Regions from separate parts of the Homo sapiens genome. Here all the other regions are linked to region 2. Evidence: chromatin contacts called from ENCODE Hi-C or POLR2A ChIA-PET data. All regions are on one chromosome and are shown on one strand. The core of a region is the stretch at or near the end of the contact, and the rest is flanking DNA. Distances in the headings are between cores, read along the strand shown.

What was found. Hi-C counts contacts between places; a loop is a spot of excess contacts on that map. ChIA-PET counts read pairs that join two places held with the same protein, here RNA polymerase II (POLR2A). Pooled maps may share reads with other maps.
Region 1: a map of endothelial cell of umbilical vein shows a loop between it and region 2 (12-fold over the local background). The contact joins two enhancer-like sites. A Hi-C loop is called at or near these places in 1 of 168 maps with a recorded cell type or tissue (endothelial cell of umbilical vein), 1 of 37 single-sample maps with no recorded cell type and 2 of 50 pooled maps.
Region 3: a loop to region 2 is called in a map with no recorded cell type, with 2.9 times the contacts of the local background. The contact joins two enhancer-like sites. A Hi-C loop is called at or near these places in 1 of 37 single-sample maps with no recorded cell type and 1 of 50 pooled maps. POLR2A ChIA-PET finds 5 or more read pairs at or near these places in 1 of 52 experiments (MCF 10A).
Region 4: a pooled map shows a loop between it and region 2 (3-fold over the local background). The contact joins the promoter of LINC01523 here to the enhancer-like site in region 2. A Hi-C loop is called at or near these places in 5 of 168 maps with a recorded cell type or tissue (OCI-LY7, PC-9, endothelial cell of umbilical vein and 2 more) and 19 of 50 pooled maps.

Annotation. Positions count from the first base shown.
Region 1 is chr20:47,873,970-47,880,240 of GRCh38, reverse strand. No RefSeq gene overlaps it. Among named protein-coding and RNA genes, the nearest start is that of SULF2, 92 kb to the right of the region's middle. Within about 2 kb of position 1,685, at least 3 of the 41 ENCODE cell types and tissues checked have a DNase peak (open chromatin) inside an H3K27ac peak, as active enhancers do.
Region 2 is chr20:48,617,911-48,624,045 of GRCh38, reverse strand. No RefSeq gene overlaps it. Among named protein-coding and RNA genes, the nearest start is that of PREX1, 210 kb to the left of the region's middle. RefSeq lists enhancers at 3,003-3,062, 3,885-4,593, 4,629-5,129 and a silencer at 3,363-3,492. Within about 2 kb of position 2,510, at least 9 of the 41 ENCODE cell types and tissues checked have a DNase peak (open chromatin) inside an H3K27ac peak, as active enhancers do; they include PC-9, where a contact is called at or near this core.
Region 3 is chr20:48,096,379-48,102,122 of GRCh38, reverse strand. No RefSeq gene overlaps it. Among named protein-coding and RNA genes, the nearest start is that of LINC01522, 110 kb to the right of the region's middle. Within about 2 kb of position 2,387, at least 2 of the 41 ENCODE cell types and tissues checked have a DNase peak (open chromatin) inside an H3K27ac peak, as active enhancers do.
Region 4 is chr20:47,980,635-47,986,161 of GRCh38, reverse strand. It overlaps LINC01523 (long intergenic non-protein coding RNA 1523), which reads right to left and starts at 2,936. Exons shown (of 2, transcript NR_109942.1): 1 at 2,641-2,936; 2 at 1,849-2,180. It overlaps LINC01522 (long intergenic non-protein coding RNA 1522), which reads left to right. Exons shown (of 3, transcript NR_110027.1): 3 at 5,384-5,527. RefSeq lists an enhancer at 2,554-3,053.

The sequences.
Region 1 (6,271 bases), core at 436-2,935, 740 kb after region 2:
CAGAGTGAGACTCCATCTCAAAAAAAAAAAAAAAGAAAAGAAAAGAAAAAGAAAAAAAAATAAGTATATTTTCCACTAGAGAAAAACTGTCAAGCAAATGAGATGCAAACTCTCCGGGCTGTGTATCAGACCCATGCAGCGTGTCACCTCTGGTTTCCCCAGCTTCCACTGCAGGAACTGACTCAGCGCAGGTCCACAGGACACCACTGTGTTCCGACTACCTCCCGTTCACCCCATCGGTGAGGGATGCATCCTCGCCCTAAATAGTATGAGATGGCCGAGCACACAACACCCAGCGCTGCACACATGAGACGGGCAGTGGGTCGGCCACAAATACAGCCCGCAGGGGAGGATAACACGCGCCCTGCAGAGCCACAGGGTGTGCACCTGGGAACAGAGAGAACAGGAGGGGCTGTGGGAGGCAGACCTTGAAGTAACAACGGGGTGAGGTACCCCTGGTTCCTGTGGGCAGAGAGGTGAAGCCAGTTAAGCTGAGGACCAGGTGGAGCGTGGCTGCTCCAGTTGACAGGTAAACCTACCAGGTGGGAGTCTTTCCCACTGAGCTGGGAGCATATTGGTGAGGGAAGGGAACTAGTAGTTTGGCCTCTGCAGCCCTGTGAAGCTCAAAGACATCAAGGCCGTACTTAATATTACACTTCAGTTTCAGGCCTTACACCACACACGGCCTGAGACCGACGCCCCAAGATTCTGGATCCTCCACCAATTCTGGATTCAGCTAAGTTGCCACAAAAATGAGCGTGGGATCTGGATTCCCCAGCAGCTGCCAAGGGACTGGGTGATGCACCCTGGTGTTAAGAAAGAGAAGACTCGGCCAGGTGTGGTGGCTCATGCCTGTAATCCCAGCACTCTGGGAGGCCGAGGCAAGTGGATCACTTGAAGTCAGGAGTTCAAGACCAGCCTGGCCCAACATGGTGAAACCCCGTCTCTACTAAAAATACAAAAATTAGTCAGGCATGGTGGTAGGCACCTGTAATCCCAGCTACTCGGGAGTCTGAGGCAGGAGAATCATTTGAACCCTGGAGGTGGAGGTTGCAGTGAGCTGAGATCATGCCACTGCACTCCAGCCTGGATGACAGAGCAAGACTCAGTCTCAACAAGAAAAAAAAGAAAAGAAAAGAAAAGAAAGAGACGACTCCCTGAAGAGCAAACCTGCACCCTCAAGGGAGAGGAAAAAAGAGAGATTAGCTATAAATGGCCCCTCCCAACCATCCCCATATGGGCCATCCTGTGGGGAGCGTTTCTGCACAGCTTGTCTGGAAATGCTCCACGTGACCTGGTGACCAGCTGGGTCTTTGGGAGGCTGTCATCAGCTCAGTCATCACTTCCCAGCCTCCCCACCTCGCTTCCCGTTTCCCCACCCTGGACCCCTGGGGCTGCATCTGCCCCGAAGGCACTGCGCCCCAAAGGCACTGACTCTTTCAGTTGGCCTTGGCTCTGGGTGAGGAGACCTGGGCTAAGATGATTGTCTCCAGGATCCCCAGGAAAGACTGAGTCAGACAATGACAATGCTACAAAGGAAACTGACACAGAAACAGGGCAGGAAGGGCCAGAGAAATAGGGCTCAGGCCTCATTTCCCACTGGGTCATGTAGGGCTGAGAGTCCAGGGGACAAAGGATGACCCAGGAGGCGGGCTTCACGAGGAGATGGACTTCAACAGGAATAGAAGGTATCCGGTGATTAATTCCATGCTCTCAGGGTGGAATGTGGTGGGGAAGGTGTGTCTTTAGGAGCAGGAAGGTGGGGATCTTTCCAGGCTCACGCAGCATTGTGGAGCTTCCTATCAGCCCCTGTCAGCTGAGGTGTGGGCCAGGGAAGGGGTAGCTTCATATGGAGGCCAAGGGACTCCTGGGCACCTCTGGGCTTGCAGATGGAGTGGTAGAGTGTGGGTAGAGCTGGTCCTTCTCAGAGGGAAATGCTTGCAGCAATAAGGAAAGGTCTGAGAGCCACACGTAGGCAAGTCCCCTGCTGGTCACCTCAGCCACTTGCTGCTGATGCCCCCTGGCTCTGCTCTCCCTTCCTCTGTGTGCCAGCCTTCTCCTCTGCCTTGTGCCCTCATAGAGACAAGATGGCTGCCATCTCACCTGCCAAGACATCCACTCAGAACCATGACCAGAATAAAGAAGAGAGAAAAGAGAGAGTTGCTCCTCACAGATCCCCTTAGAGACCCCAGAAGCCCCCACCAATAGACTCCCAAATTACATCTCATTGACTAGCCCTGACTCAATGTCCCCTCCAAGCCAATTACTAAAAGTAAGTGAGACTGCCATGCTGGGCTCAGACCAATGGTAATCCACTCCCTGGTGTCAGAGAGCACATTGCTTCCCAGCATCTGAGCAAAACCAGGGCTCTGCTTGCAAGGAAGTAGGATATCTAAATGTTGGGGTCTACACCAGCAATTAACCAACTAACTGTGAATTACAGTGGAACGGCCCAATGCCTTGGGAATGAATGAGTAATGTCCTTGCAAAAAGACACATGAAGATTCCACATACACTTCAGAACCCTCTTTTTGGATTTTTGGCGAGTCTGAAAGTTCGACTTTCCATTAGAGGGTGCGATTCCTACACAATTCATTCATAACATCAAGGATCCATTCTCCCAAGGACACACCTCAGGATGCCCTGAGATCAAGATTTTTCTTCCGGGAACACCAGCAGAAACAAGTTCAACTTTTCTGCCACCTCTCCTTTATCTTGCATTGGGCAGAAACAAGGAATGTCCAAAGGAATGTGTAGTTTTAAATAAGGAAGCTGAAGCCCAGTGAGGGAAGGTGGTCTGCCCAGCTCTCAGAAAAGGTCTTGAGACCTGAACAGGTGCACCTTGGCTCAAGGAATTTCAGTGATGCTTCAACATTTCCACTGAATGTCACAGGGACACTTAGCGTGTCCTGTGTTGCTAAGAAACTTGAGGCTCATTCACAAGAAGACACGATGGATGGACTACGGCTGCATCCTCAAGCTGTGCCTGGATGTCTTTGATTTTCTGGTAGAAGTCTTTTTCACCCGAATTATCTGGGGCACCACCCGGCTTTCTCTTTCTTGGCGTATATTGGTTCTCACGAACACTTGGGCATGAAGTCACATTTGCATCTAAGCTTTCTGTTTGTTTTCTTCCACCTGTTTGAATGAGGAGGAACCAGGGACATTTAATAACTTGTTTCCACTCACTGGTTTCATGATAGTAATTTGACTACACGGGGTCTTTAACACTTCACCATCACAAAGACTCAATTTTATATGTGAATGAGTCAATGTCAAATGGTAGGAGGAGGAGGAGGGGGGCCTGACATGTTTTCCTGACACCTCTTAAATGGTTTCTTATTTCATATTGATACAGATCAGGGACAGTAGATCATGCTGACAAGATCATCAATTACCTGCTACTCGCCAACAATACCAAGGTCTTGCTTTCTTGGTGTGGTAGTTGATGTTGATTGCTGAGGATGTCTGTGAACTTAAAATTGTGTTTATCTCCCTGAGACCTTGAACCTGAGAACTTCCTTCCCCACACAGTGGTACAGATGGCGTGCTTGGTGTAAGTATTGTTGAGAGACATAAATTACAGCAATTGGAGTTGGGAGAGAGGGAAGGATGCATTGCTAATTACAGCATCATTACAGGGCTTCCTAGAAGCTAAAAGAGACACAGCGTCAACAGTGAAACCCCAGAAGTGACAGACAGTGTCTATCTGTGCAGAGACCAGTGACTGCATTTGGAGCCAGAGGTCATTACCACGGGCAATTTACAGGCTCTGTGACTCTGCAGGGGAGAGAAACTCACTCTGACAGGCAACAATATGTTAAAGTGGCCATTTTATTATTTTTCAGGAGCCATAATTTTCAAATGACACTTCAGGGATCCTTTAAGGAGGATAATTGATTACCTGACAAAGAACTTGTAGCATTTCCTTCTCACAATGGAAGAGAGAAAAACAGCAACAATCAGCTCTTTTGAGCAGAAAAGGAGCATTTCTCAGAGAAAACATTGCGAAGTTTATAATAATGGGAGCCTGAGGAAACACAAATACATCTTGCCTTCTTGACAAATAAGATTTAATTAAGACAACCTTCCTGCTGGGAAATCAGGTCTTGCTTGTGCTGTGCAGGGAAAAGCAACAGGCTTAGGAATGAGAATCTCCTTAAAACGTGGTCCTGTGTCGGCCTCTTAATTATTCATGAGCATCCTTGTCACTGAATTTCACTGTTTCACCTATTTTTAGTTAATTTTTTTACTCCAGATGCTACTTGTGTTACTTCATGAAATAGTTAATGTGTCCACGATAGGCACAGATGAAACGGAGAGGCTCGTGCTCACCCCTGAGGAATTCCAACAGTGTGGTTAGCACTTTGCAGGCAGGCCGGGAACTCTGCTGTGGGAAGCGGGTGTCTGAGAGCAAGGTCAGTGACACCATCTTGTTCTTGGGACTGAACTGGAGGCAGGGAAGCCAGGAGAAGCCCTGGGACCTGACCCCTGGATGTTCACCGTGGGCAGGCAGCTGTTTGCAGGGAGATGCCTGAGTGACCCCCAGGTTCCTCATGAAAACCTACAGCTCCGGTAAAATCTGCACTTCCCAGCCTGGGCTGCTTCCCACTGGATGCTCCCGAAGCCAGATGCCTTCATTCTGACCCCTGGCAGTTCCTGCATAGGCCCGCATGAATCAGGAGGGTCCTGGGGCTTCTCCTGGCTGCCCGGCCTCCAGTTCAGTCACGAGTACAAGACAGCATCGCTGACCTGGCTCTCAGACCCCTGCTTCCCATGGCAGAGTTCCCAGCCAAGCATTTCCTGAAAATCAGTCTTCACAGATTTTCTCCTGAGATGTGGCCAAGGCCCTGAAACAGAGGTCTCCCCTCCCACCCGGGTTCTTACCTGTGAAACAGGCCATGGTGGGAATGGGGAGGAAAAGATCAGCCTTAGACAAGGAGGCCCTCCCATGGGGACGTCCAAAGAGAAAGATCGGACCCATCAAACCTCAGAGGCTGCCCTTGGACCAAACCCCCACAGGTCCCTGCCCCCGTCCAGTCCCACCTCCCACCACTCACCCCTGTGTCCACTCGGTCATGGCCACACTGGCCTCTCCGCTGGTCTTGGACAGACCAGGCTTCCCGGAACCTCAAGGTCTTGGCACGTGCTGGCCCCTCCTCCTAGAATGTGCCCCCACCCCCAACCCCATCCTCACCCAGTTACCTCCAGGAGCCTCGTCACCTGTCACATCTCAGATGAATGTCACCTCCTTGGGGGGATTCTCCTGTGTCCTCATCACCTCCTCGCCCAGGCCCAGGGCCCAGGTCAGGTCCCCCAAGGCCCCTCTTATCAAACTGTGGTGTCTTTTCTTCCCAGCCAGGACCACGTGTAATGAAACAAGGCCGTTGTTATCTGAGGACAACCCGTACAACTAAAAAGCCCATTCAAGGTAAATTCAATTAAATTGAGTACCAAAGTTTCACAACAAATGCTTTGTGATTTAGTTAACAAACATTTACCTTGGACTCACTTTAGGCCAGGCGCTGTTCCCCGTACTCCATGTGTATTAAATCATATACTCTCCAAAACACAGGCACTACTACCTCACCGTCCCCATTTTGCAGATGAAAACACAGAGGCACAGAAAGGTGGTTGCTTGTGTAGAAATTGGCATCATCAGGACTGGATCAGGTCACCCTGCACCAGAGCCCCTGCTGTCAGCCACACACTCACCACCTCTTCTGAAAAAAAAAAAAAAGAAAAAAAGAAAAGAGAAAAGCTTAACTACAGCTTTATCAAAAAATATGAAATTAAATTGGCGAAAATGAGTTTTTCTCTCCTATTCAACAACATTTAGGTTATAGTGGCAAACGTGCCCTAATTCTTGTTTTGTTTTTTTGTTATGTTTTGTTTTAAGACAAAGTCTCACTCTGTCGCCAGGCTGGAGTGCAGTGGCGCGATCTTGGCTCACTGCAACCTCCACCTCCTGGGTTCAAGTGATTCTTCTGCCTCAGCTTCCCAAGTAGCTGGGACTACAGGTGCACACCACCACGCCCAGCTAATTTTTGTATTTTTAGTAGAGACGGGGTTTCACCATGTTGGCCAGGATGGTCTCCATTTCTTGACCTCATGTTCCGCCCACCTTGGCCTCCCAAAGTGCTGAGATTACAGGCCTGAGCCACCACGCCCAGCCTGTGCCCTAATTCTTAATCAAAGAATGAATCAAGTTCTCATTTTTCAACATAATTCTTCTAATAAAATTGTAGCGACAGTCAACCTCTTTCCCCCC
Region 2 (6,135 bases), core at 1,261-3,760:
TCTCTCGCGGGGTGATTGCTGAGGACGACCCGAGGTTGCACGGATTGCCTGCAACCCAGGTATACAGGAAAATAACAGGCCTTATTTGATATTTCAGCTTTTTTCCCCCCTGGATTCTGAGCTCCCATTTCACTGTGAAGGTAGGAAAAAGTGACTGTTTTCCCAGGAATTCCACACCTCCTCCTGGGTGGCTTACTTGTGCTGAGGGGACAGTGTGGATCCAAGGGGTGCCATAGAATCCTCCTCGCTCCAACCTGCAAGGCCTGTTGGATCCAGGCGGGAGTGGAGTTCAAAATACCCACAACATGGTCGTGCCGGACCCCCAGTCAGCCAGAACTTACGCTGGCCACAAACAGGCCTATTGGGCAGACGTGAAATGCACCAATGAGAATAGAGAGTCTGCGTGCACACCTGGGCCTGGTGGCTGCATCCTAGGCTGTCAGCAGGTTCTCCACCTGCCTGGGCCCAGGTGATCTTTATGAAGCTGCCTGGGTTTGTTTGCATAGTCAGAGAAACCTCATTCCCTGGGCTGCAGACCTGTTCTGCTGTGCCAGCCCTGTGCCCCCTCGTCCTTTTTTTTTTTTTTTGAGACAGGGTCTTTTGCTCTTATCACCCAGGGTAGAGTGCAGTGGCGCGATCATGACTCACTTAAGCTTCGACCTCCTGGGCTCAATTTATCCTCCCACCTCAGCATCCCAAGTAACTGCAACTACAGGCACGTGCCACCACGCCTGGCTAATTTGTTAAATTTTTTGTGGAGACCAGGTTTCAGTATGCTGCCTACCAAGTAGCCTGGACTACAGGCACACACCACCATGCCTGGCTAATTTTTAAAAATTTTTATAGAGACCGGGTTTCGGTATGTTGCGTATGGCCTCTTCTTTATTCCATCTTTTCCCGATTTCCAATCCTTTGGAAAATGCTGAAATCGATGACAGTTTCCTCTGGGTCATGGCCACCCTTGGGACTCCCCTGTACCATGGTGCTGCACCCAGCCCTGCCATTTCACACTCGAGCCCCTTCTCTTTCAGTCTCTTTTCCTTCCAAACTAACCTGTTGCAGATTACATTCTCTGAAGGCCCAGATTGGATCCCTCCCAGAGAGAGATCCTCGCGTCTCTCAGTTACAGGTTTCAAAGGACTCAATACTCTAACAGGCAAGAGGGAATCCTGGTGGGGTTTCAGGCACAGTCATGGATTGATTATTTAGAATTATCTGAGGCCAGTGTTTGGATCCAGGGAAAATCACTTCGAGGGAAGACCTGTTACCTCAATCTATATTTGAGGTCAACAGGGAGGATTGGACGTCTTCCTTCAGGCAGACACGTTTCTAGAAAGCATCGATTTCAGCCTCTCCTCCACCCTGGGGGCCCGCAGAAGGAACATACATTCTCCTGGGGCCGTAGGCAGGAGCAGCTTGGGTTTCCAGCCGGCTCTCTGTGGCCTTGAGCAAGTTGCATACTTTACAGGCTCAGAGCTGTGCTTGCAGAGTTGGGAGGGAGAGCCGGGCCCACCTCCCTCTCCGAGATGTGTTTCTCCAAGTATAAAACTAAGCACGAAGGGCCTCTCAGAGCAAGCGGACATTTTTGCAGGAGACAAGAGGTCTCAAACTGATGGCTCCAGGCTGAAACTTGGAACTAAATGTGGGTTTTTTTTTTTACTTCCTTCCTGATATGGTGTTTTAAAAAAATGAATTATATTTATGAACCAGCAAATTTCATCTCTGAATTCTGATTTTTAGTTTGTCTCGAAAATCAGAAGCTCTGAGCTGGGTGTGGTGGTGCGCACCTGTGGTCCCAGCTACTTGGAGGCAAAGGTGGGAGGATTGCTTGAGACCAGGAGTTCAAGGCTGTCGTGCGCTTTGATCACACCTGTGAATAGCCAACTGCACTCCAGCCTGGGCAACGTAGTGTGGTCCTGCCTCTTAAAAAAAAGATTAAAGAAAAAATCAGAAGCTCTGGTCACACTGGTCCACATTCCCACCTGGCTACATGTCAGCTGGAGCTGAGGAGCGGCTGTCTTCTTGAGGAGGGTGCCAGCTCTCCAGCTCCCCGGAGCCACGTGGTCCGAGCACTCATCCGGCCTGCTCACGCTGACGGCCAGATCCTTAGCTCTGGACTTGCCATGGCGATGTCAGCTCGGGGAGGACCTGGTGACCCGGAGTCACTGTGCCGTCCAATGGAGAATCAAGGGGCAGGCGCAGCCCCGCATTGACGTCTCTCGGAGCCTCTCCTTCTCTGCTCCTCCAGGATGAGGGCAGGGCCCAGGTGGTTGAATTCCTCTGAGCCTCAGTTTTTTCATCTGTCAAAAGGTGCTGACCCAGAGATGGCCCCTTGGCGTGGACTGCAACAGAGGCCACCCAGGAAGTGGAAGGTACGATGGGGTGTGTTGACCGCTTTATGATTTTATCTAAATAACTGTTGGTGTACTTCCTGTCCACCTTCCCCCCAGCAGTAAGAGCAGGAACCACACCCCTTCCATACTGTAGCCCAGGGCCAGACAGTGGTGAATCACGGCTAAATATTAATAGAAGAAAGCAGGGTTAGCACAGTGATCAGAGCGGGGGGCGCAAGCCACACCCATCTGTGGCCAAGCGGGCCCCTCTAACCTCTGTGTCTGCCACGTGGGTTCATTCATGGGGGGCTGGACTAGGACCTTTGAAGTCAGACACCCTCGCCTGCTCCTGAATCTGTCAACACCTGATACTTGCTGAGTGGCCATATCTGAGATTCTCTGTCTTTCTGGGACCCTCAGCTTCCTTCTTTGAGAAATGGAGACTTTACGCCCACCTGGCTGCCTTGCGGGGGTACCAGGAGTCTCCTCCAGGGCCCCAAAGTGGAACTTCCCGGGATAAGTGTAGTGCCCTGTCTGTCCAGCAGGTGGTGCTGGGGACCGCGTAGTGCCCAGAGGCTGCTGTTCCCCGGGCTCCAGCACTCAGACCGAAGGCTGGCTCCTGGGTGCAGGTATTTGGGACAGAGCCAGCCTGGAGGCGGGGCCTGGAATCGTCTGGACAATGGGCACTGGCGCTATCCCTCTCCTGGGCTGGGCTTGCCGTGAATATTTTCTCTTTTTTTCTCTCTTTTTAAAAACTTTTTAAAATTTGTCTCTTTCTTACTTTCGTCCCCCTCATTTTCTTTCTCTCTCTCTAAGCTTTTCTATATTTGTCTTTGTCCCATAACATATGTCTGTGAGCTTGACTCGATTTTTCAATTCTTTCCTTTCGGGGATCTTTCCCTTCTCTCTTTTCTCTTTTTTCCCTTCCTCTCTTCTGATTGGAGGAGAAGGATATGAAAGGCCCTTATGCACTGTAAAGCGGGGTGCTTACGAAGCTTGTGACCAGAAACCCACAGTCACTGGTGCACCTTTGTGGAAGTGACGGCCACTAGATGGCGCTGTGGGCCAGGGCGCCCCGCCTAGCCTTGCGGGCCTCCTGCCCAGAGCTCCTGGGAGGCTCCCACTGCAAGCCTGGAGCTCGGGGTTTGCAGGCAGGGGAGGCCGAAAGCCAAGCCTGAAGCTGCCTCCCTCCGGGCACTGGTAGCGTTCCCTGGAGGGCTGGAGTGGGGCAGGGGTGGTTAGGAGAGGGATGCTAAGGAAATGCCTCCGCTGCCAGCGCCTTCACCAGCTGCACCTCCCATTATTGCAGCCAAAGTTTGCTCACAAGGACAGTGGCTGGATTTGAGCCCAGGCCGTGTGGCTCCAGACCCTGAGCCCGGGGCTCTGTCTGGGGTGTGGCCCAGGGGCAGGTCCTTGGGTGCGTGAGGGTGGCTTGGCTCAGCTCCTCTCCCTGGGTCACTGCAGCGGCCCTGTGCTGTTCTGTTTTCCCATCCCGAAGTCCTGAGGGTCTCAGCAGAGGGGCCCAGGATTCAAGTCCATCCACTCCCAGGGCGGGTCCCTAGCCAGCCTCTGCCCAGCATGTGGGGTGGGTGCTTCCCTGTCCTCCTGCTTCCTGCAATGTTTCCCTTCCAGCACTTTCCAGGCTCCAGTTCCCCATGCTGGGCTGCCCGAGCACCCCCACCCTGCAGCTGGCCCTGCTGCCCTGGCTTCCACCTCCAGATCCTTCTTGCCATGTCCGCTCCAATCAGAGCCAACCCACCCTGTGCCCCTCCCAGTGGCTCTGCTGCCTGCTGGACACATGTCACCGCCACGGGGCTGATGGGTAACGGGAGATGCTCTCAGGTCCTGATTTGTGCTTCGCCAGAGCCCTCCTAGAGCTGTAGGTGATGATGGGCACTTTCCAGACACTGGCAGGGCTGAGATGAGCTGCTCCAGGGACAGGAGGTTCAGAGATGAAGAGCTGGAGGAGGGCCAGCCCTGCAGGGCACACAGACTTGCATTGCTGGCTTTTGGCCCAAACAGCTCTTTGAAAAACAGCACAGGAATGGCCCCGGTGGGTGGTATCTGTTTTCATGGTGCGTGGCTGACACTGGAAGACGATGGACCCGTGGCTGCTGGGTATCAGGGGAGGGGAGGGGGCCTGGGTGTGGGATGCAGGGCTGCCCTCCTTCCCTCACATCCCCTGCTGTCAGGAAGAGGGCAGGGGGTCCTGGGGCACTGAGGCTGGGGAGACATGAGGGCTGTCACATCTGTGTCCTATCCAAGCCAGATCCATGTCCTGTTTGCAGAGTCTTGGCCATAAAGAGGGACTGGGAACACTCTGCCTCACCCTCACCCTCGCACCCTCCTCTGATCCATCTGGGTCTGTCTGGATGGCAGAGGCTCAGAAGGTCTGACCCTACCCGATGGTGGAGGCTCAGAATGTCTGAGCCAGAAAGGACGTCGACGAAAGTCTAGAGCCAGGTGCCCTGACTCACGCCTGTCATCCCAGCACTTTGGGAGGCTGAGGCTGGAGGATTGCTTGAGCGCAGGAGTTTGAGACCAGCCTGGGTAACATAGTGAGACCCTGTCTCTATTAAAAATAAAGAAAAAAAATTAGCTTGGGGTGGTGGTGCAAGCCTGTGGTCCCAGGCTGAGGTGGGAGGATCACCCGAGCCTAGGGAGGTCGAGGCTGCAGTGAGCCATGATCAAACCACTGCTCCGCTCCAGCCTGGGTGATGGAGTGAGAGACTGACTCCAAAAAGAAAAGGAAAGACTCGCCTTCCTCCTCCTGATTAACAGGTGAGGCAGATCCCCGTGCCCCATAGGGACTGCAGGGACACTGATGCTTGGTGCTGATTGAACCCCTACTGTGTGTCGCAGGCTGTGCACATCACCTCACTGAATCCTCACGAGAGCCCTAGGGGGGCACCATGGTTGTCGCTGTCCTCCCACTGTGGAGCTGAAGGAGCTGAAGGGGGAAGGCGCTCCCCGAGGGGCACGCAGTCAAGGAGCCTCTGAGCCGGGATTTGTCCTGTCCCAGGTCCTGGGTCCCCACCCGCAGCCCCACTCGCTGCTGGCAGAAGCAGGTCACCAAGGAAAGACCCAGGGGGCTTCCCTCTTGGGGCTTCCAGTGTATTAAAAGTGAAGGAATGCCAAGAAAGGGCTATAGAAACCACGGGCTGGCTGAAATGTTGAAGGAACAAACGAACTCTTTATCGTGGTGCTGTTCAGGAAATAAGAACTACATTGACTTTGTAAAAGTACGTTCATCCCAGGTGCATCTGGGCGTGAGGACGGGAAGGAGGGGGCTGTAAAGATGGGGATTAGGGCTCGTGGGTCAGTGCCTGAGCTTTGTGGCCGGACTCCCTGGGTCCGGATTCCTGGGTTTGGATTCCTGGGCAAGTCACTTGACTCGTCTGTGTCTCGGTTTCCCCATCTGCAGCATGGGCTCCCAACCGCATGTTCCCGGTGTCGGGGTTGGAGGGGCAGGCAAAGCCTTTGATCAGCGCCAGGCTGTGGGTGACTGCCCCAAGGGGGCTACTGGGTCCTCACAGTCCTCGTTTCTCTGAGACTCTAGACGCAGCCTCATTTGAAGGTGACTCCCACATTTAGGAATCCAGGCCTTCTGGGAAAGTGAGGCCCAGGGCCCATGTTAGACTCAGGCCCTGGGGACCAATTGCATCCATTCAGTTTGCAGAGAGGTGTGTTCGCCTGCGTCTCCACCTCCGTGCTCCAGGGAGATCCGCCATGGAGGCTGCTCCCAGAGTAACTGGGGATTTCATATGAAGAGCTAATTAGGCAGAATCAGTAGGGTTTACTC
Region 3 (5,744 bases), core at 1,138-3,637, 520 kb after region 2:
GCCAGATGATGATGATAATGATAAAAAATAATGGTAGCTGACGGCCGGACGCAGTGGCTCACGCCTATAATCCCAGCACTTTGGGAGGCTGAGGCGGGCAGATCACGAGGTCAGGAGATCAAGACCATCCTGGCTAACACGGTGAAACCCTGTCTCTACTAAAAATACAAAAGAAAATTAGGCGGGCGTGGTGGCAGGTGCCTGTAGTCCCAGCTACTCTGGGAGTAGCTACTCTGAGGCAGGAAAATGGCGTGAACCTGGGAGGCAGAGCTTGCAGTGAGCTGAGATCGCACCACTGCACTCCAGCCTGGGCGACAGAGCGAGACTCTGTCTCAAAAAAAACAATTAATAATAATAATAGTAGCTAACGTTGACCGTGTGTGCACTAAGTGCCAGCCACTCTTCTAAGTGACTCATCCGTGTTTTTCTGTTATTCCACTCAACACACTTAAGGGGGCTACCATCACCATCTTAATTTTATAGACAAGGCAACTGAGCCATAGAGAGATTTAGTGACTTGCCTAATCTCAGAAGAGACAGAGTCAGGATTTGAACCCACGGAGTCTGGCTTCAAAGCCAGACCACAGAGATGGGGAAGACAGTTTGGGCAGAGGAAGCTCCCTGGGCAAAGGAGAGTGTGTGGGGTGGTGCCTGAGCCTGGAGAGGGAGCATAGCCTAGGCATGGTGTGGTGCATGTGCTGTGGGCAAAGGGGCATCAGGGAAAGGGGGTTTAACAGGATCTTTCATTCAGCACAAAGGAGAAGGGGCCTCAGCCTGAAAGTGGTTGAGTGGTGTTGACGCTTTCTCCAAAGCAAGATCGTGTGTTTGATGGAAGGGCAGGAGACTGAGTCCTGATCCTGGCTCTGCAGCACCATGTGACCATGTCCATGAGACTCAGCTGTCTCTTCTGAGAAGTGGGCACATCACAGCCAGTAGTAAGATAAAAATTTCAGTACACAGAATAGCATAAAAGGAGGAGCGGTGCAGAGCATACAGTTGGTGTATATTTGGAGTACAAATGTGAAATGAGGGCACCAGAAGGAGAGGCTAGGGGGGCGAGCAGGCAGGCAGGGGAACCAATGAAAACTTTTACACAGGAAGAGTTTGTATAGGAGAGTGATGTGATCTGTAACAATCAGTCTGCTTCATTGCAAACAACAGAATCCACTCTGGCTTACGCAAAACAGAAATTCATTAAAGGGTAGTAGGTGGCACAGAGACTCTTCCAAAGGGCCAGCGCATAGATCAGGAAACACACAGCTAGGAGTTGCACCAAACCACGGGGCACTAGACACCAGAAAGTGCACCTGCCACCCCAGAACAACCAGATGCCTCCACTCCCTCGCTTTAAGAAAACCTCAGTTCTGTCTGTCTAAGCTGCCTCCATATTCCCTCCCAAATCATAGCCTCAAATGAGAGGATATGATTGGAGAAGCCAAAGTCACATGACTGCCCCCAGCAGCAAGGGAGTCTGGATGAATGTCTTCTGGTTTCTTTCCTGGAGAGGTAGAAACTGCACAATGGGAGACTATCTCAACACCAGGTGGACATTCAGAAGATGCTGGGTAGCTTCAGAATGTCTCAAATGTCCCTTACGTGGTTTTATTTGCATTTTAATTAGATTTCTCCAGCAGGATCCTGAAATTGGGATTTTAGGACAAGGCTGGAGACAGGGAGATCTGCAGCAGATGACAGCAAGAGAAATAGGAACCTGAATGAGGGCAATGGCTGCAGAGAAGGGGGTGGACGTTAGGAAATATTTGGGAGGCAAAAGTATCAGGGGACACAAGCGGAATCAAAAGGATCAGCAATATCTAAAGCATTGTACCCCTATTTACGCAAAACCAAACTCTAGGAAAGGATACAAACCATTGATAAGGTTGGCTTTCAGGGAGGGAAGTGGAAGTGAAGGGGAAACTGGGGCAAAGAGGGGCTTTCATTCATGGTTTTATTCACAGGACATTAATTTTATTGATCTTTGATTCCTTTGCAACAAGACTGTGTGCTTCTTTTTTTTTTAGACAGGATCTCTGGAAATGGGATTTTAGGACAAGACTGGAAACAAAGAGATCAGTAGCAGATGACAGCAAAAGAAACAGGGAACTGAATGAAGGCAGTGGCCGAGTGCAGTGGTGCAATCTCAGCTCACTGCAGCCTCCATCTCCCCGGGCTCAAGCAATCCTCCAGCCTCAGCCTTCTGGGTAGCTGGGACCACCAGCATGCACCACTATGCCTGGCTAATTTTTTGTATTTTTTGTAGAGTCAGGATTTTGCCATGTTTCCCAGGTCAGTCACGAACTCCTAGGCTCAAGTGATCTGCCCGCCTCAGCCTCCCAAAGTGCTGGGATTACAGGCGTGAGTCATCACACTCAGCCAAGACTGCTTCTTACTTGGCCTTCTTTAGCTGTTCTGCTCAGATGCTGCTTTTCAAGGAAATAAAAGCCATAGGAGCTTGGCTGGGATGGGCACCAAAATCTTTGAGGGGGCTGAGATCCGTGGTCTATTCACCTTTTAACCCCAGGATCCTGGCATAAGTGCTGACCCACCCCTGGCACTCAGTGATGGCTGATTGTGGATTGCCACATTGGCTTGAGTTACAGCTTCAAGACGGTCTGCTCCATTAGAGAAATAAGAAGGAAAGAAATGTTGTTCTGTGCCCCTGACCGTCCTTTTAGGCAAGGATGTTCTCCATATATTCACTCAGTGAGGTTTTATGACACCTCAATAAGCCAGCCAGGGATCTGGATGGGGTAGAGGCCACAGGACAGGCCTGTCCTCATTAGCTCTGACAACTACAGGGTTTATATTTTTCAAGCCACTGCAGGATTTAAGGCTCGGTGGTAAAACGGAAGTGCAGAAGGGGAGAGAGTTCCCAGCCTGGGAGGGAAGGGAGGGAGTTCTAAGCCTGGCTCGATTGTTTATCAGCAGTGGGACCTAGGCAAGTTGATTAAACATCCCTCCGTCTCAGTTTCATGCTTTGTAAAATGAAGAAGAAAATCATCACGCCTACCTTAGGGGTGAGGGTTAAAGGATATGACACATAGGAATGCCAAGAACCACTCCTAATGCGCAGTAAGCATGCTGTGTAGCTCTTAGGATCATAAGATTTTTCTTAGGAGATTGTGCAAAGCTGTTCCTGCCTCTGGGATTTTGCCCCTGCTGTTCCCTCACTGTGAAAGTCTTCCCATGCAGCTTCTTCTCCACTTGCAGATTTTAGCTCTGATGCCAGCTCCTCTGACCACTCAACATAAACTAGCCTTTCCCACCAGCGGGCCTGCTTGCTTTCTTCAGAGGACTCACCACTCTCAGAAAAATATCATCTTTTTTTGTTTGTTTGTTTTTAACTTATTGATTGTCTGTTTTCCCACACAGGAACTGTCAGCACCAGGAGGTAATGCTGTTGACCAGGTTGTTTCACCTCCTTATCCTCAGAGCAGGAACAGTGGCAGACAGGCTCACCTTGCCTACCTGCTGAATGGGTGGGCAGAGCTTAGACTCCATTCTTTCCCACCCTAGGTCCCAGGATTCTGTCTCCGTGTTTTGACTTCATTCTTCTGAAGGGCACTGGTGTATTTGAGGGGAATTCTCTGGATTCTTCCTCCAATCTGGAAGAGCTGGTCTATAAGTTAGGCTGCTGCTGCAAAGACCCAAAGCAACAGTGACCTCAACATAGGTGGTAGGGCAGCTCCACTCTACAATGGGGTCAGGCAGGCACCGGGCTCCCTCTGTCTTGTGGTTGCCGTCCCTAGGGTGTGCCCCTCTTCCACATGGCCCATGACAGCTCCCTGACATGTCTGGGTTCCAACCACATGAAAGGGAGAGCTGCCATCCTTGCCCTTTGAGGACTCCAGAAGGGAGTCACATTCACCACTTCTGCTCAGTCTCATTGGCCAGAGCCTGGTCACATGGCCACACCCAGCCCTGAGAAGGCTGGGAAATGTAGTCTTCACTCTGTGCAGCTGTACACCCAGCTAGAATTCAGGAGTGCTATTATTATGAGAAAAGTGAATAATGGAAGACATTCCTAGTTTCCAACCCATCTACCCTCACCTTCTTCCTTGGGCCCTGTAAAATGGATGTGCTTGTGAGAAGAAAGAGGAGATAGTGAATGAGCCCAGGAGAGGGTCCTGAGGAATCCGTTCCCACTTTGAAGTTGTGGGAGGGTTTGAGCTGCCTCCTTGTATCTTTCCTCTGCCCCCTCTTGCTCTCACCCACTCTAGTCGTGCTTAAGGATTGTATCTGAGTTTCTCCTGCTGATGGGGTCAAAGTACAATTGGTCTCCCCATCAAGCTGCTGATGCCCTGGTGTCCCTCAGTCGTGGCTGCCTGGTCTTGCTTTTCATGCCCAGTGCACAGAGAGGCTGGCTTTGTCTGGCTCAGAAATGCACTGGGCCAGGTGTTTCACACTCAGTCCCACTGGGTCACACCACTTGGCATGGACCCTGAGAAGCTCTCAGCTGCCAGTACTGGCAGCTCTGCCAAATGCCAGCCTCCTGGCCAGAGAGAGAGGACAGTGCCACCACTCAGTCTCCTTCGGGCAGCAAGTGGGCTGCTTGTCAGTGAGGGTGTGGGCATGCGGTCATCTCACTAGGGTGTCCGAGGATAGCCTCTCCGGGCAATGCCAGGTCTGCAGAAGGATCAGGCCAAAGGTGCCCTGTGGCCCGTCATTCCTTGGAAGCTACAGAGAACAGGTTTTCTACTGTCTGTTGGCTTCTGCCTCATTCTTATGTCTGAGCCCAGGAACCTGGTGCTGCCTTGTCCAGTGGGTCTTATGGGGAAGGAGCACTGGCATGGCCTTCCAGGTTTTGTCTGCCTCGCATGCATTCTGCAGCTTATGGTAGCAGCAGTTGTCTTCCCTCTGGAGAACCACCTCTTCTCCCTGTAGTTAGTGTGGGGCTGACCCCACCCTTGGCTCCAGGAGTGGACATGTGACCTCAGCCTGGCCAATCAGAGTTATCCATTCTGCTGGGCAAAGTTTTGAATGGAAGATGGTCACATGACCATGCCCGGCCAATGAGGGAGGTTAGCCAGCACTCAGCGCTCTGAGGATCTGGTCTCGCTTCCTTTTTTTTTCCTTTTTCTTTTTTTTTTTTGGAGACAGTTTCACTTGTTGCCCAGGGTGGAGTGCAGTGGCATGATCTTGGCTCACTGCAACCTCCACCTCACAGGTTCAAGTGATTCTCCTGCCACAGCCTCCCAAGTAGCTGGGGTTACAGGCACCCACCACTGCACCTGGCTCATTTTTTTGTGTGTTTTTAGTAGAGATGGGATTTCACCATGTTGGCCAGGCTGGTCTCTACCTCCTGACCTCAGGTCATCTGCCCGCCTCGGCCTCCCAGGGCTCTCTTTCATACTTCTGAAATTGCTGGGCTGTAAGATGTAGCCTGGAGCTTCTTGTGACCGTCTCTGCCATCATGAGGGGAAAACCTGCCTACAAATTAAGCGAAAACAGTGGAAGAAAAGCAGAGGGATGGAATGAGAGGCAGATTCCTGAATGCAGCTGTGCCCAAAGCCTGTGTTATCCCTTGATGACTCAGTCACATGAGCCAATGAATTCCTTTTTGGCTTGCAGCAATTTGAGGTAGGTTTCTGTCTCCCGAAACGAAAAGATTTCTTGCCTATGGTCTTCTTCCTGAATCCACAGAGCAGGCCTCGATGGACAAGGCCTCGGCCCACGCCAGGCACTGGGAGGGAGGCTGGGCTTCCTATCACTATGGAAGTGTCCTGCCAGCCCTAGGTTCAACC
Region 4 (5,527 bases), core at 1,687-4,186, 640 kb after region 2:
CTCCATGAATTAATGTGGGGAACCCATTTCCTGAACTGCACGAAGGCGGTTAAATAATGTATATTACATATCAGAAATCAATTCCTTCTGGTATTGTGATTTTTTTTTCAAACAGGAAAACGTAGCAGGGGCGTTGGGGAAGATTTGGAATTAATATGTAATTAGATATTCAGCCAGGTAGAAAGCTTAAGCAAAATAAACTTGACTCTAAGTAATTAAAAAATTTAATATGCATATGAATCACCTGGGTCATCTTGTTAAAAAGAGAAAAGCAGATTCTGATTCAGTAAGTGTTGGGTATTACCTGAGATTCTGCATTTCTAATGAACTGATATTGCTGGTTCATGGAACCCATTTTACGTAGCAAGAAAATAAGCCACTTTTAGCTGCATTTTCTGTTAGTTGCCGCCAAAAGCATCCTAACTCTTTTGACCATTTGCATATTAGCCCCGCCCACTGGAGGAGCCCAGAGTCTTATCTTCCCACCAATCAGATTCACCCTCCACCTGTGGGAGGAGCCAAGAGACAAGTGGTGGGGAGAAGGCCGTCCTTTTTCCAAAAGGCAAGAGTGCTTCCTTGTATTGTGAGCCTGGGTGAGAGAGAGAGACCGAGGAGGATGGAGGTACAGCCAGAAGGCAGGGACAGATGCTGATTTGGGGATGTTCTGGGTCTCCAGGTGCCTCTTTATGGTCTGTTTATGAAACCCAGACGCCCTTTCAGTGAGAAGCAATTCTGCCATGTTTATTTTTTGCGGGGAAAAGAAGCCACAAAACCCAAATATTTATATCCACTGTGCAATCTTCTCCAGTTTCCAGGCACATCTTCCTTTTCTATATCTTGGAGAGCATTTCAAGCCTCCTGGAATTTTTCTTCAAGGAGGGGCCTCAGGGCCACTGCTGCAGTGTGACTCACTGAGCTGCCAGGAGGCCTGGGCTTCCTTCCTGGAATCAGGGATCCCATGTGGGCCTCTCAGACCCAGCTCTACTGTGAAGTTGAGAGCTTCAAGTGGGTCTTCTAGGGAGGTCAAGAGGCAGAGGGAATATTGGAAATGGCTCTGCCACTAGCATGCTCTGTGTCCTTGGGTGAATGATTTGGCCTCTCTGAAAACCAGTTTCTTCCCCTGCGAATGGTAGGAGTTGCATCAGGTGATTTCTTAGGATCCTACCTGCTCTAAGTGTTTCTTGGTCTCTAAATTCTCATAAACAGGACTTAGCTTAGGTTAGTGCTCTCCATCTTGGCTGCATATTTGAGTCACCTGAGGGACACTAAAGATACTAAACCCAGATGTTCTGATCTGATAGATCTGGAGTCCGATGTGGGCGTCAGAAATCTTTAAAACTTCCCAGGTGTCACTAACATACAGCCAGGGTTGAAAGCCACCGGGCTACGCCTGATTTTACAGAAGAGGAAACTGGGCTCACATCTCTGGTCAGCAGGTCAGCCACCTGTGGAATCCAGTGACTCCCGCTTACAGGTGTGGGACCTCACAGCCACCCTCTGCATTCCAGCACATCCCTAGGACCTGGGGGACATTGCACCTTTCCATTCTTCAGTAATCTTCTCCTCCATCTCTTTCCCTCTCCACCCCGCCCCTCGCTCTGATGAGCTAAATCTTTCTCAAGTAGCTTCTGCCTCTGTCCTGTGAAAGTCCCTGCCAGGAGGAGTCGCCACACCTGTTTACCTCCATGAACTAGAAGGAAGGAGGGAAATACAGGCAGAGACATGCAGAACTCAGGGTCTCCCATGTTACTCTGCCTCCCACCCAAAGCACCTTGCTCCAGGTTTGTCACAGGACAAGGGGAAGCTGCTGTGAGGACACTGAGGGTGACGGAAAAGTTGAAAAAGAAGGAGGAGAGAAATAGCACATCTGTATTTAGACATTATCCCTGGATGCTTCTTTGCATGTTAGGAAAGGCTCACTACAATCTAGTCATGTTTAGCCCTTTAAGAGCCCTGGGATAGTGAGTCCAGAGCCAGCACTGGGGGCTTTTCTCCCAGCCCCTTTTCAAAGTCATGTTGACCTTTGAGCATCTCCTGCCCCAGGAGAGCGCTGCAGCCGCTGCAGACAGCATGAGATGCTTCTCTATGTGGGCTCAGCTTCACCCTTCTGTGCTCCTGAGGATGGAGGACAGAAAGTGGTTCTTCCTCCCTGGCAAGCATTTCCAGTCTCTGAAGACTCTCTGGGGAAAGAACACGAAGGGGGAGAGGCTTCCTAAGTCCCTTCACTGGGGGCTTATCCGTGACCGACGTTCCTGGGGAGACATACATTTCATCAGTCACTTTCCATCTCACTCCACTCTCCCTCCTCCTCTCTGCAAGCTTACACTGCAGCCCGATGGAATTACACACAGTGCCCTGCATATGCCAAGGTTCTTCCACCTCTAGTCATGCTGCTTCCTGTCCTGGAACCCCCTTCCCAACTCGATCCTGCTGAGCAGCCTGGGATCTGTGTACGGGACGCCCCTCAGAGTCACCCAGACACAGGGGAAGCTGGGGTGTTTATTTCCTGCCTGTCAGTCACCAGTGCAGGCCTGCTCCTGGGGCACTCACCCCAGCATCTCCAATGCCAGGCAGCTCAGAGAGCCACTTTCCTGTCCAAGCAACCCTTAGAGAACATTCCCAGGAGGAGCGAATGTCCACCTTGTGTGGCATCGTCCTGGGGCGCTCCTTCTGGGGGGGACCCCAGTCCCTCCTGCCCTTCCAGCCAGAATCCTCCTGTCTCCTGGGTGAAAACTGGAGCCCGGGTTCTAGCTCTGCTGTGTCTCTCAGACTCTGGTGAGTGTCAGAATCTTCTGGAGGCCTTGTTAAAACTCCGATGGCGAGGCCCACCCTAAGGTTCCAATTCAGGAGGTCTCAGCAGAGCCTGAAAGCTGGCTTTCCCAGCAGGGCCCCGGGGTGCTGATGCTCCTCCCCCTAGAACGACCCCTGAGAGCCCTGGCTCTCCACTGGGACCTGCTCACCTGGAGACAGTGACCACAGGCCACAGGTCACCCCTCACCGCTTCACTCCACGCCCTCTCTTGTGACCTCATCTCCTCTCACCTCCCCCTGGGTCACATGGCTCCAGCCACACCCGCCCCCCTGCTGTTCCTCACCCAGGATCACCAAGGTCTCTCCTGCCCCGGGGCCTGTGCACCTGCTGTGCCTCTGCTTGGGATGCTCTTCCCAGGGCTCGCCCACCTCCTCAGAGAGGCCTCCTGACCCCTGACACGGCCTTGCCCTTCACCTCTATCGTCCTTTAGAACAGCCCCCACCTCCCGCACATCATGCAGTTGCCGGTTCAATGGCTACTGCTTGTCCTCCAGACTCGAAAGTAACCTCGCAGTGGGTGGTGGGCAGGGGGCGTTGTTTTGTTCCCTGCCCTGTCCCAGCACCCAGAGCAGTGCCTGGCAGGGGTGGGTACTCAGTACACACCTGTTAGCAAGTGACTCTGATGCAGGGACCGTTCTCTCTGATCTCTAAATCCAACTTTCTTATGTTGTAGTAACAATGTTGAATGTTGTTCCATACATCATCCATTTTCTTTTTTGACTTTTAGATCATAGTGCCTTAGAGAACAACTGGGCAAAAAATGGACTTTCAGACACGGCAGGTGCTCAGGTCCAGCCCCCACCCTGTGGCCCTTCAGGGACTGCACTCATTTATTTTTCTCTTTCTGGCTGTCCGCGAGCCAACAGCTCTCTCCTGGCTTTAATTTTCATCCATTTAAGTTGAAAAAAAAAATCAAACAAATGAAATGCACTTAAGAGAAAGCCTTGAGGAGTTAGTGAGCCACCTGAAGTGAACGGACTCCTTTCAAGGCGCTATCAATTGTTGTTATCAATTATTTATTGGGCCATGTTTGTTCCTGGTGCCACCAAGACAGAGAGGAGACAGGGTCCCTGCCCTGAGGCATCCCAAAGAAGAAGGGAGCATTTGTGAAATGAAAAAATGTCCCAGATGATAAGACAGTTACCCGTCACACCTCAAGGCTGCTCTATGCTTTTATTATATTTTTACTCTTAAGAATGTTCACTTATTTTCTGATTTTAAAAAGTAATTGAAAAGTTTATAAAATATTCCTAGAAATAGAGAAAAAATAAAATCTAACTCCAGTGTTTTTAATGCACATATAAAATCTACTTGGTTTATAAAATTAGGATTTATTCTAAATGTTTAATTTAGTTAGTTTGGAAGTTTTGTTAATTTACTCATCAGATTCTGCCTTGAGTTTTCTTCACATTATACCATGTTCATTTCTTCAGGCCATCAAGCAGCCTTCAAAAACATAAATTTCATTAGTTACAATGTATTTCATATAGATATACGATAACTGCCTTCACCAATCTTCTATTTCTGGACAATACAATTTTTATTTTTTTTCTTGTTTTGCTTTTGGTTATTATAATCAATATTCCTGTGAATATGCTTAGTTTAGAAAGCCTTGACTCGCTGTTATTATAATTTCAGTTTATAATCAGGAAGAGGGAAAGCCTAACTCTAAGGTTGAAACTAAATCTTAAAGCTAGTGACACAGCCTCTCTGAGCTTTGCTGTCCTCTTCTGTCCTATGGTAAGAATGATACTGAGGTCCTAGGGAGCTGTGAAGCATATGCTGTGAGACAACACAGCTGAGCAGCCCAGCCAGAGCCCCCTGGGGAAGCCGTCAGAGGTCAGCCGCTCCCGTCTGCTTCCCTCTTGACTCCTAATAGGCTGGGACAGAACTTTGCCCTCCCTTCTTCCTGTCCAAAAGACGCACAATGATAATGATGCTGATGGTTATTTAGTAAGAAACTTCCCAACAGGAACAGTTGTCAGGAGGGGGCACAGTTGGATTCTCTCCAGCAAAGATGTCAGGGTGGATAGAAATGTCAGCGTGATCCAAAGAGGACACAAACACTCCTGTTATTTTGTTGTCACCATAGAAAGGCCAGCTGTAGGTTTGACGAATGTTTAGTGAAAGAAAGTTTGCAAAAGTCAAAAAGAAACTGACATAATGATAGCCAAACAGGCTTTCTCTGCATTAGAAGAACTCAATAGGTCCTTGCACGTCTGATTAGAGCAAAACAAAACAAACAAGCAAAAGCTCCCCTGATGCACAGAGTTAGTGCTCCACTGAACTAGACCAGAAGAGCTTGTCCTGCCCCTTGGAAACAGGGGCCAACATGATGCGGTGGGCAAGGACCCATCATCTGACATGAAGATGCCCTGGGGGCAATGGAAAGCATGGTGTGTCCGGAGAAGATGGCCCTGACGGCAGGTGCATTCGGGTGCTAGTGAGTGCTGCAGCATGTTGGGTCTCTAGTTTTGTATCAGTCAGCTACTCTCACAGTCACACTGTGTAACAAACCACCCCCAAACTCAGTTACAAACGATAGTACTTATTTCTCATTCTCATGTCCACAGGTCTGATGGGGTTCATCACATCTGAGCCAGGACTGGCTTTTCTTGGCTGCAAGCTGAAAGTTGGGTCCAGGTCTGCTGTACTGAGGGTCTCCTATCTTCCTTGGACAGGGACAACCAGAGGCCTATTTATCTCATGATGGAAGG